Regions from separate parts of the Mus musculus genome. Here region 2 is linked to region 1. Evidence: chromatin loops called from intact Hi-C (ENCODE). Cell type or tissue: heart. All regions are shown on one strand.

What was found. A loop is a pair of places that touch in the nucleus more often than their neighbours do. Peaks named below come from ENCODE experiments on the same cell type or tissue, not always from the same donor. Only the 100,000 strongest peaks of a DNase experiment are listed, where the experiment ranks them.
Region 2: it touches region 1 in a loop (2.1-fold over the local background); 9 of 42 quality-filtered maps call a loop at or near these places.

What each region holds. Positions count from the first base shown.
Region 1 is chr16:10,844,124-10,849,123 of GRCm38, reverse strand. No RefSeq gene overlaps it. Among named protein-coding and RNA genes, the nearest start is that of Rmi2, 12 kb to the right of the region's middle. In heart, CTCF peaks have their summits at 580 and 2,401 (motif pointing right); DNase peaks (open chromatin) are centred at 184 and 2,393; H3K4me3 peaks cover 294 bases; H3K27ac peaks cover 1,004 bases.
Region 2 is chr16:10,663,494-10,668,493 of GRCm38, reverse strand. All of the region lies in intron 18 of Clec16a (C-type lectin domain family 16, member A), which reads right to left. It overlaps Gm15558 (a long non-coding RNA gene), which reads left to right. Exons shown (of 5, transcript XR_384655.3): 5 at 1-134. Among named protein-coding and RNA genes, the nearest start is that of Gm52264, 7.6 kb to the right of the region's middle. In heart, a CTCF peak has its summit at 2,701 (motif pointing left); a DNase peak (open chromatin) is centred at 2,618; H3K27ac peaks cover 2,513 bases.

The DNA of each region.
Region 1 (5,000 bases):
AAGGCTGTCTGTTGGCTTTCCCCACTGTGGAGGTACAGTTTCTATCCCATTGATCCTGTGAAAGGCAGCCTGTATATTCTATCCACTGTGTCTGGCAACCCCACAAGATACACAAGCCACATTCAAGAACAGCAACCCCATGAGTCTGTCATCCTACACAGCTCAAGACAGTCCAGACGTGTGTTCCAGAACATCTGGTAAAGTCGAATATTCCAGCCAAACAGCAATCACCAACTCTGCTATTCCCTAACATTGTTCTTTTTGAGATAGTCTCATATATTCCAGGCTGAACTCTAATTTGCAATGTAGCCAAGAATGACCTGAAACTTCTGGTCCTCCTGCCCCCCTTCCTAGCTCTGCATGTACATATGCATGAAGTAGGTAAGTGCAGTCAATAATGAGATTTCAAAGCCCTTCCTTTCCTCACCCAATTTGGCCAGAAGGGAGGAGCAGGTGTTTGTAGCTTTGAATTTCCCAGCACAGGGCCTCTGTTTCTTAGGCTGATCTTTGTCCACACCACATCCCTGCTTGTTCAGTTGAGCTAGATGACCTCTGGGGAGGTGGGTTAATGCTACAGTGGGAGGAGGCATTCAGGAACCTTGCTATGAGATAATTGTGCAGCCAGGGGCCAGAATGGCCCTCTTCTCCTGTGATGACACCCTAACCAGAACCTGTGAACACTATCTTAGTTGCAAAATGGACTTTTTCCAACTTAAACAATAAAAGACTTCTATAAGCCTAGGCTGGCCTCTATCTAAGTCACTGAGCAGAAGGTGACCTGAACTTCTGATCCCCCTGTCTCCACCTCCTGAGCGCTGAGACTGCAGGTGTGTACCACTATGATCAGTTTAATGCAATGCTGGGAAATGAACCCTGGGCGTCACGCACACTAGGCAAGTACTCTACTAACTGAGCCACATTCCTTAGCCTCAGAAGTGATTCTTGCGATGAGCTGAGCCTGCATGCATACAGCAGAGATAAGGCAAGCTGTGCAGCAACCAAGGATCTTCCTCCCATTGTCTCCAGACCCAGGGCCCAGCAGGCACTGGGGCTTCATGACAAAGGCCACACTCAGGTGTGGTGGCACACACCTTTAATCTGGGTACTCAGGAGGCAGAGGCAGGACGATCTCTGAGTTTGAGGGCAGCCTGGTCAACAGATTGAGTTCCAGGACAGCCAGGGCTACACAGAGAAACCCTGTTTCAAAATGAAACAAAACAACAAGTCACCTACTGCTTGGATTCCCTTAGCAGCAGAGTAGAGAGTCGTTTACTCTTTCTGACCCCAGGCATTCTTCTCTACAGAGGTCAGACATAAGCCCAGAGGGCTGAGATGTGGTTCCGAGGTAGGGCATTCATCTACATATAGGAAGCCCTAGGTTTCATCCCCAGCACATAATAATAATGCTAAGTCTGTCCATTTGAACTTGTATTTTATTTATTATTATATGTGGATATAAGGGCATACACATGCCATTGACTTATATGGAGGTCAGAGGACAGCTTTCAGGGATAGCTCCCCCCCCCCATCTTTCTGTAGGTTCCCTGAAATGAACTCAGGTCAGTAAGCTTGCCTATAAGCACTGGCAACCTGTCCTCATGATATATATATATCATGTCCCCGATGATAACGAGGACAACCACAATAATTTGAAGTTGCTTATAAAGAGCTTAGTGACTCAGATTCAATCCCAGATACTCAGCTGCCCAGGGAAGTTAGTACGACCTTATCTGAAAGCAAACGGTGCAGAGGGGCTGGGGATGGCTCAGAGACTGAGTGCTTGCCTGGGATGACCCTGGGTTCAGGCCCAAGTGCTAAATACTTCTAAATGCTTATAACTAGACATAGTGGTGCATGCCTTTAATGCCAGCATGCTAGAAGCAGAGACAGGCAGATTTCTGTGAGTTCCAGGCCAGCCAGGGCTACAATTGTGAGAAGTCTCAACAACAACAACAATCATAGTAATTATAATAGCTCATAAAAACAATAAGAGTTGGGCATGGTGGTGCAGTTGAGAGGCAGAGGCAGGACAATCTTTGCAAGTTGGAGGATAACCTGGGCTACTTCAGGAGTTTCAGTTAAGCTTCTACATAGTGACCTAAACAGCCTAAAAAGCCTAAAGAGCTCAGAAAGATGAAGAGACTCACCCAAGGTGAGTCACTTAATAAAAGGGACTAGAGTTGAATGTCAAGTCCATTGAAACCCATCTGGTGTCCAAACTTCCCCCACTCTGCCCCCACCTGTCTGGCCACAATGGGCAGAACTCCCAGGGTGGTTGGCTGTGAAATTTCTTGTGGCCCTATTTGTTCCTTTGCTTCATTTTGTGGCTTTTCATTCTGTGATCTCTGGCTCTCATCCCATTCCCTAGGGCTCAGACCAGACCCAGGCCAAGCAGCAGGGGGTGCTATACTCCACTCTAGAGCAGTCCCAAGGAGCCAACAGGGAAGAATTAAGGTGCTGGCTCTGAAGAACACTGTCCCTAACACCACCAGGCACCTACTAGCTCACGACTTGCCCCTGTGGCCTGCTGGGGCAATGCAAGGCGAGCAGACACACCTCTTAGGCAAAGGATGCTCAGCGCAAACCAAGTATGCAATTGTGCTGGTGTCTTTATCGAGGAAGTCACTGTCCAGGCACACTAGCACTTACTCTTTGCCATGGCCCTTTTATACGTCCAGATCTTTCCTCTCTGAAGAGTACTTTCCTGCCTTCATGCCAGCACCTGCAAGGGACCCAAAATGCTGGCACAGTAGTACATACCTCAGGAGCTGAGGGAAGAGAATCAAGGCCAGCTTGGACTACGTAGTGAGACCCTGTCTGAAAAGGAGAAACAAGGGAAAAACAAAAAACCTGCTCTGGAGACACAGCTCAGTTGGCGGGGTGTCTGCCCACCATGCATAAAGCTCTGGGTTAATCTCCAGCACGTAAGAACCAGGCAGAAGAGCACAGCTGTGATCCAGGGTTCAGGAGGATTGCCAAGGTCATCAGGACGACATGAGCTATGAGAAACTGCCTCACAAATGGGCTCAGTGGGTAAAAACACTTGCTGTAGGGGTCAAATGCAGTACACTCAGTTCTCTGGACCCACAGTGGGGAGAATGGTTTACCGAAAGCAGTCCTCTACCTTCACACAGTACCTCATGCTTATGCACGGGGCACACACACACACATAAATCTTAAAAAGTAACAAAATACAAACAAACTAAAATCACAATAACAATAAAAACTCAAACCCAGGCCAACAAGATGGCTCTGAGGATAAAGGCACTTAGCACCGAGCCCAAAGACCTGAGTTTGAACCTTGCATCCCACCCGGTAGAAATCAAAAATCAACACCCACAATTTATCCTCTGATTTATACACCCATGCCACAGCAAATGTCCACCTACACACACACACACACACACACACACACACACACACACACAACTAGCTAACTAAATAGAAGCTTTAAAGCCCTCAAATGCCAAGGCTCCTGAGCACTGTGCCTTTACTCTGTGGCTTCTGTCTTCAACCTGAAACTCCTACAGCTTACTCTGTGTGTGTGTGTGTGTGTGTGTGTGTGTGTGTGTGTGTGTGTGTGTGTGTGTGTGTGTGTGATGTGAGTCCCCGGAGGACAGAGATGCCAAGCAAGGATTCTAAAACAACCTTGAGACCTCCCCACTCAGAAGGAGGGGTGGCAAACTCCATTTCCCAAGAGCCTACCAGCAGCATCCTTTGAAGGAAGAACCACCTCGAAGTCTCCACCTTGAAGGCTGACCTTCAAACCCCAGGTCAGGCAGGGGATGGTGGAACCAGAACTAGCCCACAGTGTGACAAGGTGGGAGCCCCTGAACGGTGTCTTCAGACACAGGCTCAAAGCTATTTGCTTGATGTAGGTCATTGTGGCTAACTGTGACTAAAGGCATATCCACTCCTTCTCCCCCATCCTGTTTTTTACTTTTCAGTTTTTCGAGACAGGGTTTCTATGTGTAGCCTTGGCTGTCCTCAAACCTGTTTTTGTTTGTTTTGTTTTGTTTTGTTTTGTCTTAAGACAGTGTCTCCTGTGGTGCATGCCTTTAATCCCAGCACTCGGGAGGCAGAGGCAGGCTGATTTCTGAGTTCAAGGCCAGCCTGGTCTATAAAGTGAGTTCCAGGACAGCCACCAGGGCTATACAGAGAAACCCTGTCTTGAAAAACAAAAGAACAAAACAAAAACAAAAACAAAAACAAGACAGTGTCTCCTGTAGCCCAGGTTGGCCCAGGCTTGCTATGTAGCCCGTGGCGACTTTGAACTTCTGATTCTCCAATTCCTTAGTGCTGAGATTCGAGGATCAAACTCAGGGTTTTGTTGATGCCAAACAAGCACTCCACACCATACACGGCCCTTGACCACCCTCTTCCTCTTTACATAGGGGCTTGTCAACAAAGGACCTGGAACCCACATTATGGCCCTGAGTGGCCTTCACCTCCAGAATGTCAGGATTACAGGTGTGCACCCCCATACCCAGGCTCCCGCTTATCCTTTCAAGAGTCAGCTAGCTGATCAGCAAACTGGAGAAGGTACCCAGCATCAACCCTGGCTGGCCAGACAGACAGAACTCAGAGCTGATCCCCGACTCCGCACAGCATATCCTCTGGTTTCTTTTTCTCTTTAATCATTAAATCACACACAAGCCAACAAAAACACGGCAGTCAGACACTCCCCTATTTCACACAGCCCTTCTTTCCCCTCCTGCAGAATTTTGCGGTAAAACTTCAGCTTTACAAGAACATGCAACAGAAAGAATTAGGGAACTCAGGCGATCCAAAACCAGCTAAGTGATGGTTTCGAATTTTTAAAATATATATAATGTAAAGCAGTTCCGAGAAAAGTGAAGTCACGGCCTAGGTTGCTTATTCTCAGTTCTTAGAAAAGAGCATTTCAAAGAGGAAGCTGAGTGGGGAGGGCACACAGGCTGCCGCCAGAGCCGCGGTCTGGCGGGTGCTCACTGATAAACTGACTTTGATTTGGCAGCTGA
Region 2 (5,000 bases), 180 kb after region 1:
GCCCTGACTCACGCCACCTCTGTTTCCCTCTGAGCCCTGAGCTTGCATCTCCTGGCACAGCAAGGTGGGTCATTAAGATGGATGTGAAGCCAGGCAGTGGTGGCACACACCTTTAATCCCAGCACTTAGAAGGCAGAGGTAGGCGGATTTCTGAGTTCGAGGCCAGCCTGGTCTACAGAGTGAGTTCCAGGACAGCCTGGGCTACACAGAGAAACCCTGTCTCAAAAAACAAAAACAAAAACCGAACAAAAAAGATGGAGGGGGCTGCAAGCCCTGCAGAGCTAGCAAGAGGTCATAGAAAAGCTGAGATGGGGGACTGCTGAGACGCGTGGGTAGCCCTACTCACTATAGAGGCTTTCACACATGAAAAAGAAGCCAATTGTCATATTCCCCAGGTGGGCACAGTGGAGCCTTCACCCAAAGGCACCTCACCACTTCTCCTGTCACTGTTACCGTCAGATCCCAGTCCAGCAGGAAAAGTGTGTCCCACAAGCCACTGCTTCTCTTACCCATCACCTGGCTTGGCTGTGGCAATGGCCTTTCTGGAGCAGCTGGAGGCATGGGGATTTTTGCCTTCAGAGGGTCTCCACTCTATCCTGCCATGTTCTTTTTGCTGTTTGTGTAGATATGTGTCCTGCCTGGTGCAGAAGTACTGATTTTTTTCAAAAGACATTTAGATATGACAGAAAGGACTTTGTCATTGTTCACTTCCAAAAAGGAAGCAGGGGAGAAAAACACTGGTACATATGCAAATCAGGCATGGCCACACAGACCTGTGCATCCATCACTTATCAAAAAGATACAGAATTGGAGGCCAGCCTGGGCACATAGTGCTATTATGTACTAACTAACTAACTAACTAACTAACTAACTAGACAATGATAACAGAACCAAACCCAAAGCACTGTTACTAGTCAGGCATGCCCTCTAGCCTGCCAGAATGTGTTAGCCAGGCTCACTGTGAGGCTGTAGAGGAAGATAGGAAATTCAGGGGACCTGGGAAGGGGAAGGCGTCCGTTCAAAAGCCTACAGAGTTGGTGTCTGTCTTCCTAAAGACACTGCTAGGAGGACATTAGTGAAACCTAGCTTGCTCACTTAGGGCAGGCTGCTTGTGGCCTTGAGTTTAACTCTGTTCACTGTCCTCACCCCTCACACATCTCACTTCCAGAGGGATCTTTACACTAAGACAAATGACTGGCTTATATGCGATCTTTACATGGTTTTAAAGGTCTACTTTCCAGGTTTTTTTCCTTGAAACAGTGTTGTAAATTACACCCTTGGAACAATGTAACCTAAAAAGCCATGTCCTTTTGTGTCCATTGTAAATACATCCAAGTATGACTTTCAAAAGGCCTGTGCCTGTGCCTTGGATGTCAAACTCCCTTCCCCCACAGCATTTAAGTATGCCTTCTCCCTGTCTTAATAACTCTGCTGCAGGTCCTTTTTGTGGCATAGTCAAGGGTTTGGTTTGCCTGAGCAGAACTCCTTAGGCTGCTGGTGGCAGGCACCGCTGTGTGAATTGTCCCCCTGAGCAGCTGACAGGACGGCAGCAGACAGGTGTGCCTGTGTAACTTGGTTCAGCTGAAGTGGGGCGTCTCCCTACTCCTGGTTTCTACCCTGTGTTCCCCTTTGTTCTCTTCTCCTCACTGCTGTAATGAGCAGGTCTAATCTGGGCTAGCAAAGGCTGTGAAGGGATGAAGAGGAAGAGGAGACTGATGCTCAGCAGGGAACTCAAGGATGGGACCGAAGGGAAGGCCCAATTGAAGATGGTTCATAGGGACCTCTGTGCCGGACAGGGCAAGGTGGGGAACTTCCGATATCCTGACTCTTCCCCTGCTAAGGACTCCATGATGCAGCAGTTAGCATAACAGCTGCCATGCACCCAGGGTTATATTATGGACCGTTTAGTTTCTACAAGCATTTTGTTTTGTACATGTAGCAACTGAGGCTCACAGTTTCAGAGAGACACCCAGGGTCACACAAAGCCTTGGTACTCAGACTCTAACGGACTCCAGCTCCATACTTCTGCTCTCACCATGATGCCAAGAACCAGAGAGGTGTGAAGGAAGGGTTGAAGTGCCAGGAACTGAAGTCAACTGTGCTCAAATCTGCATTTCCAAAATGACTTTTAGGAAAACCTTGGGAACCTTGCTCGCCAGGGGATGAGATGAATATGCTTTTCGAAGAGCTGATAGTTCCTGGATATGGAGGGCTCCTGACCGTTAGGCCCAAACAGAGAGGGAGTGCCAGCTGGTAGGGAAGCCCATGCCGAAATAAACCTATGGTAGCTGGGGGGTGATGAAGTCACCCCACCAGCCCTATGGTATCGGAGACCTCTGCTCAGCTCAGTTAGTGAGCACCCCTGGCCTGTGAAGAAAAGTGGGGTGATTCAGAAGGAGAACTCAGACCTCCATCCAGTCTCAGCTGGCAACACCTCTCAGAGGCCTGCTGTGCCTCAGGCGTATAGTGCATGAAGCTTTCCCATTTTCCAATGAAGGGACCCCAAGGTCAGGCTGAGGATGTGTCCTCATATCCCTGAGCTGGTGGTCACATTATAGAGAGAACCCTCATCCCTACCTTTCCATCTGCCTCCTTCTTGGTGCCCTTCCCTGTCCTCTAAGGTGAGGAGTCCTAAGACTCAAGGAGTGCCAGGGAAGGAAGCTGCTGGGGGCACACAGCTCCACTGCCCCCCAGTGGTTAGCATGCTGCCACGGCCTAGGTCTGTGAGCTTTTACTGAAAGCCACAGCAACTTCCCTTTCACCCTGTGAAATAAGTGACATCCTTCTTAACACCCGTTATCAATCTCTGACTGCTTTTAATAGAAGCAGCTCACAGTGTGTGTGTGGTAGATATAAACAGAGGGGAAAACTGCTTGCCTCAGGGCTTTACAGAGAGAGGAGGTGGGGTGCTTTAAAAGCGCACTGCACCAGGGCTGCAGTTGCTCTGGGGGCTGGGGAGAGGGATTACTGGAAGACGTGTAGCAATGAATGGTCCATGGTGGAGCCTGGGCTCCGCAGCAGTACCCGTGCCTGTCAACATCACATTTTGCTGCCTGAGGACATTTGTCACAGAAGACTGTGGTTTGCTTGCCTGTCATCCCTTCTCTGAGTGGCCCCTGAGCTGATTCAGAGAACCCACAAACACAGCAAACTGCTTTCCCTCAGCCATGACTTTCAAAGGGCTTCTGAAGCGCATTCCTCTGAGGCAGGTCCTCCTCAAGTGAGTCTTCTGAGGACCTGGGCCCATGCACATGACGTACTACTGCCTGATGCAATGGAGAGTTTGACAGAGCTAACTAACATTGCAAGCATGTTTCTGGATGATTTTAAAATAAACACCGACAGAGTGGAGGGCTGGGAATGTCTAAACAGCAATTCTGAGTGTGAAGGATGGCCGGAATCTGAGTGACTGCAGCTGTGTGGCCTGGACACAGGAGTGATGGATGCAGAAATTCCAGCTGCAGGAAGTCTTCCCTGGCACCTCTCTGATGGGCCGACTGGCTTGGAGGGGGGGCCTGGCAGGCTGAATCCTGCTCCCTGACAGTCGTCTTGGCCTTCTAACCAACTCCATTCTCTGAGCTAGGAGCCTTCTCTGGGCCACCTCCTGACCCTTGACAAGGGCTTCAAGTTGAGGACTCTTGGATGGAAGCTGTTTTTCTGTCACACAGGTGGCAAAGATGGCCAGTTTTTCAAGATATGAGCTATCATTAAGGTCCCTACTAGCTCTAACTCAGCCCAGCAATTGCACAGTGGTAAGTCCCTTCCAGTAAAGCACCAGGCTGGAATACAGCTGCCGACAGGGCTCACACTCACGCTCCAGGTCCTCTGAGACACTGAGTAACCAGATGCAGTACAATGCCCGTGCTCATGGTACTTGCACAATGGACATCATACACTGGGCACTTCCACTGAATGCAGTCAAGTACAATAAGCTCCACCCATGTTCCTGACACAGGAAAGCCCCACTTCAAAGTGCCAAAACTAAATTGCAGAACACGATGAATACAGTCCTAGTTGTGTAAAAATGGCAGCCATTCAGTAGGTCAATATTTACTGAGTAGCAAATAAGAGCAAGGCCCATGTCAGGGCTGGGGTGACAACCGTGATACAAGCAGGCCAGGCTCTGTGGGAAGACAGGTGTGAGTGTGTGCAGATACAAGGGCGGGGAATCAAGAGCCGCATGCCCCAGGCTAGCCTGGGTGAGGCACTGGGCAGGAGAGGAAGATGACATTCACCTTTTAGCAGACTATGCGTGGTTTTAGTCTTTTACAAAGGAAGTATGTTCAGCTATTATTTGCTAGGCAAACATGTATACAGCAAAGAGAAGGCGTGGAAGAGCGTTCCAATTCCCAGCACCAGGATGGGCTTCTATCCTAGTGTAAATACAGGGCTGAGGTGGAGTGAGCCAGCTGTCCAGCCACTGTCAGTGGGTATTGATCGGGATCATTTCTACTCTTTGAGAAGAGGGTGTAGAGGACAGACTAGCAGCAAAGTGCACTGTGGAGGAGCCCATGGCTCGGGGCTATGGGTACTCTCAGGCCTGAGGCTACACCTAACAGAACACAAAAATTCAATTATACTGAACTGCCTGTCTTCCCCTTCCAGGATGTCAGGTGCAGTGGAGAAGCTGTGACCCTCTCCAGGTAGCACTCTCTGGGTGCAGAGGTGTTTTGCGTTTCCTGCCTTCAGCTATAAGTGGGTCCTAGAGTCTGGACCCAGAACATCAGCCTGTATACTGAAGCAGAACCCTCTGGCTTTCATTTCTGGCCAAGGGGTATCTGATGCACCTAGAGCAGAGTCTTGTCATAAGGATGGCAGGGTTATTGAGGAGGGAGGTAATCTTTAGCTCTCTGCCAACTTCTCCCTGCCTTAGCTGTAGAGGGCAGACTAGCAGCAACTAGTATACCTTTGAGCTGTGCATGCAACCTTTCAGAGCCTTGAATCTCCTAGTCTAACCCACCAGCTGCTTCTCAAATACAGGAAGGTTGGGAAGGATGTTG